2 separate regions of the Homo sapiens genome follow, and region 1 is linked to region 2. A link is a loop called in an ENCODE intact Hi-C map of the cell type or tissue named here. Cell type or tissue: heart right ventricle. All regions are shown on one strand.

What was found. Hi-C counts contacts between places; a loop is a spot of excess contacts. Peaks named below come from ENCODE experiments on the same cell type or tissue, not always from the same donor. Only the 100,000 strongest peaks of a DNase experiment are listed, where the experiment ranks them.
Region 1: it touches region 2 in a loop (5-fold over the local background); 5 of 110 quality-filtered maps call a loop at or near these places.

The regions. Positions count from the first base shown.
Region 1 is chr3:39,961,825-39,964,324 of GRCh38, reverse strand. The region is part of intron 2 of MYRIP (myosin VIIA and Rab interacting protein); the gene reads right to left. Among named protein-coding and RNA genes, the nearest start is that of MYRIP, 150 kb to the right of the region's middle. In heart right ventricle, no CTCF peak of the experiment used is centred here; a DNase peak (open chromatin) is centred at 1,524; H3K27ac peaks cover 1,220 bases.
Region 2 is chr3:39,811,502-39,814,001 of GRCh38, reverse strand. The region is part of intron 1 of MYRIP (myosin VIIA and Rab interacting protein); the gene reads right to left. Among named protein-coding and RNA genes, the nearest start is that of MYRIP, 3.1 kb to the right of the region's middle. In heart right ventricle, a CTCF peak has its summit at 1,276 (motif pointing left); no DNase peak of the experiment used is centred here; H3K27me3 peaks cover 1,902 bases.

The DNA of each region.
Region 1 (2,500 bases), 150 kb before region 2:
CAACTTCTTACCTGCTATATTATCATGTATACCATTTAAAACTCTTCATAGTGCTTAAAATACTTTGGAAGTAGTAGAAAGCAAAGTTTTTTTTCTGAATTGAAACAAAATAGAATCCAAGTCGCTCATAATGGTAATTAAGGGCTAAAAATTAAAGAAAAGAAAGATAAAGAAGATGAAAATAAATATTTTCCCATTTTAAATGCATCAGGTGACATTCTTGGGTGAACTGTCAGGCACTAAAATAAGAAAGGAATTTAAATGTACAGCTGAAAAAGAAATCTAAAATATTAAGTCACTCAGCACCACATACTGCCCCAGATAGTATACAGAAAATAGAAGACAGTGAACTATTTTAATACTGAGTTTTAAAATTAAGAATAAAAATGTAATTGGCTAGACACAATCCTTCCGGGCTATTCTCAATCTGAAACGTAAACTTAGCTGATCTTTGCAAATGTAGATTTCTAACATATAATATGAATATGTCACTATACTAGTAAAATAAGCTGTAAACAATGAGCAAATGAGAGAAATCACATGAAAAATATTGCTTTTACTTTTAAGACAGATATATGATTATTAGAAATATAAATATACACATGTTCAGATATACATAAATTTTCAACTTTGGACATGTAGAATATCAACTTTCTGGCATCTTTAACTCAAGTACTAAGCTTTATGTTTTTACTGTGATCATAGTATTATGTTTAAATAGCAACACACAAGATAGTGCTTAAGAAGCAGGGGGTCATCCCTGCATTTGCATATGAATTCACAAGTTCCAAACAAAGTCACCTATTTCATTCATCTCTGCATCAATAGCATCTTGCACACTGTAGGACATGCAATATAACAGGGATGAAGTAGTAAGTGAATGAATGCATGCATGTATGCATGAATAAATGAGATGATGGATGGATGGATGAGAAAAAAGAGATTAGATAGGCTTAACTGACAATAAAGTGAGTTATCCTCACTTAAATATCAGTCTTGATGAGTTGTTCATAGCTCATTTCTCACACCATCAAATATTCCCCCAACAGGGAGAAGAAACAGCAACTGACTTTGCCGGCTGTTCACTCACATCATCTCATTTAATCTGCACAGCTGCCAAATCAGGTAAGCATTGCCCATTTTACAGAAAACAAGACCATATACCCTGGTACTGGGTCACCCGGAAAGTGCTGATACCGGATCCAAATCCAGACCCTTTGTAATCCAAAGTATGTGCCTTTTCTGTTTACGTTTCTATAACATCTAGATGATATGAGCCCCTTCTCGTACATGAGCTTACTGAATTATTTGCACATAATTTTATTTACTGTTGCTTTGTCTTATGTGTATGTTCTCTCATAATACCGATGTATGAGAACTTGAAAATATAAAACTAAATTGAAAAAATCAATCATCTATAATTCTACTGCTCTATAACACAGAAACTGTCTGCAAGTCAAGTGAATCTTGGCTTCCAAATCCAGCATCTTGGCCAAGAATGGGCTGGCAGATTTTCTTTCACATTCCTACACAGTGATTCTAAGTCACAGCCCACACTCAGTAACTTAGGGCTCTAAAACATGAGGCCCTGATTCTCTAAGACCTAGGGGTGCCTTTACATGCTCATTCAAGGATTGAAAAGCCCTGGGTGGGAGGACACTCTGGGCTAATGCTTTGTGAAGAAGTAACTGCACTACAGCCCTTGAATCTCTTCATTTTGCAATGCAATTTAGGCCCTTCTCAGAGGAAACATGTATCTCTGGACAAACAAAGAAGCACCATTTCACCCAGAGATAATTTTCACATGAGAATGAACTTTATAGGTCCTCAATTCCCATCCCTTCATTGAACAAGTGGAAAAAAAAAAAAAACTAGCCCAGAGACCATGTAGCCATTAGTGCTTTGGGGTCCTTATCCATCTCCAAATTATGTCCCAGCAGACTGACAGGGAATTTAATTCCTCCTAATAGTCACTCAGTTCCTTAAACAATGAAGATGCAGAGTTACAATAACAACAGGTCAGGGGTTTAGACACAATAACCACTGACACTTACTGAGGGATTACCACATGTCAGGTGATGCCTAAATTTTTATGTGCATAATTTTACTTGACCTTCATAACAATCTGGAGATAGGTGGTATTATTATAACCATCCTATAGATGGGCAAACAGGCTCTGAGAAGTTAAGCCACTTGTTCAAGGTCATACAGCTAAAAAATGGCTAATCTTCAGTTTGAATCCAGATGAATTAATTAGACATCAAGAGTGTCGATTACCATGCTATACTATTCTGCTCTTAACTGGCCTTATAAAGTCTTTTAAGAGAGTCCATTCATCTTTTGTTCATGAAACAGGATCATATAGGGATAATTTTAACCCTGCTGCGCCATCCAGGTAACCTGCCACCTAATGCCCTTATTCCCTGGGCCTACCTGAAATGCTTGCATTTAATTCCCTTTAATCTCCTACTTGTTGACTTAAAGGTCCTAATGCAAGACA
Region 2 (2,500 bases):
ATATCAAAGGAATGCTAAGCTAAAATGAGTCAACTAGATTTACAATGATCAATATATGTTATCAACACATGTAAAAAAAGTTAGGTGAAAAAAATCACAAAAATAGATAAGACAGGTGTCCATAACATGTTGTTTTAAACACATAATAAAACTACACACTCTAGTAGGCACGCTGAGTCCCAGCATTGCAGGTTGAATGGACTTGACCCCAAGTTCTCATCTTTCACTGTCCTTCTTGCTTATGACAGAATTTTCTATTTTCAGCAATTCCATACTTACACTTAAGTGGCTACATGTAAAGTGCTAGAGTAGGTGCCAGTGAAGACAAAAGAATTATATATAAGACTCCCCTCCACCTCCGGCCACTGCAGAAGAGTACAACTCAGCTAGGGATGTTGTCTCAGGCACTTGGCTCTTAACCTTCACTCCGGCTTGCATAGTGTGTAAACTTAGAGTGTGTAACTTTCAAGGTGCAGTTCTTTTATCTTAAAATTGGAAAGCCATCCTCCTCCTATTGTGAAGAATAAATATAATTATCGTGCCCAACACATGACAAACACTCAACACTCTTGGTGATTATGGGCATGGAAGCCACCAAATGAATACAATCTTCTAAACAGCATCTCAGTCGTGCTGACAATAAAAACAAAAGGTGATGGATGGGAGAAGGGCACCAGCTGGGTCCACTTAGCCTTCTCCATATCTGGATACAACATCCCCACATCTCCCGGGTCACTTGGGCATGCTCTGTGGGATTTTGGGACATGTCTTCCAGCAACAGTAGCGTGGCTACAGCCAGGGCTATGTATTCTTCCAGGTTCAGCATCGACAGGGCTCTGTGAAAAGAGATACCAGCCTTCGGAATGAGAACTCATTCCTTCAAACCTCTGAAGAGATTCTGGGGTAGGATGAGGCGACCAAAGCTTGCTTCTCAGTTAACCCTCTTTAAAATCACAAGGACACACCACCTTAACTCCATCTTGCTGAGGGAAAGGCAACAGTGTCCCACCTCCAGCTCCCTCCAACAAGCACCTGCCCCCATCCCACGGCCATCTTCATAAAGAGCTGGGATAGAGTTCTACCCATGGATTTAGTAGCAGGGACCATACAAGGGATCTACTTGCTAGATATGGAAAATAGTAGTTGGAAATCATGTTCGGAGATACTGAGTTGTTGGATTGTTGGATTTTATTCCTGGGATTCCTTTCTGAGAGCTTGGGAAAAGATGGTAGGTATTTCAGTTCTCCAGCCAACCTGGCGCCACCATGTGGCAACAACACCAACAGTTCATAAATCAGTCAGCTTTCAAATTCTGATTCTCTGTCAACTTTTTATCTTTGAGGAATTCAAAATACTTCCTTTTTATATATCAAATGAGAATCTATTCATTTTTTCTTCATTCATATTTTAATATCACATAATTTCATGTTTGCATTACTTTAATTCACCCTATGAAAAAGCTCTTATGGGAACAAACCAGCCGCCATTGACCAATGTCAGCACTGTTACATCTGGGATCAGGTTTGTTACACCACCAAATAACTAATGATCAAGGTGTGGTGGGACAACCAAGTCATTCTTCACCCAGATTGTAAGGCTAAATTATTCCTTCTATTTTTCTGTACTGGCTTAAGTATAACTACTCTTGGATTGCATTTATTAAAAAGGAGGTAGAAAATCATCAAGAAGTCTCATTTTAGCTTGGGAACTAAAATGATAAAATAAATAACAATAGTAATAAAAATAAAACTAACCTGATAAAACTAAGCAGGATGATGGCTACCCTTGGAGGATAGTGCCTGTAGGTAGGGGTAATGGGAAGATTGGAAATATTCTGGGTCTTAATCAGGGCACTGGTTACACAGGTGTGCTCAGTTGTGACAATCCACTGAGTGTATCCTTCAGAACTGCATTATTTTCTGGAATTATACTTCAACAGACTGTTAAATTCACCAAGGTCTGATCAGTCATCTCCCTTTAACTTGGCTTTCCGGCAAGAGTCTGTGCATACACAATAATAATTCGAAGGCAAAATCAGGGGGAAGCCTTGTTTTCTACGGGATATTTTTCAGCCATCGGGAATCCCTCTGGGCAGGGAGGAAGGAGATAGAACATAATCTATGCTACCGCTAGTTTAAATGACTGAGCTGAGTATGGCTAACACTTCACTTTCTCAAAAGTGAACAAATTCTGCAGCCGGATAACTCTCCCTTCTACCACCATACACGCAGACAAACGAAACCCAGACCACACAGAACACTGCGCCACCAAGAGATACACACCATCTCTACAGAGACACACTTTGACTCCTCAGAGACAACACACACACACACAGCCTCCCCCCACTCTCCAGAAACAGTCCCACAGACACAGCTTCTGGCCCACAGAGACAGCTCGCAGATGGAGGTAGTGGTGGGTAATTAGGAGAGACGCAGCTGCCCATGGCCAGGCAAAGGAACGTGAGCAGGAAGATGGAAAGCAGTATCTTCAAAGTCTTGGG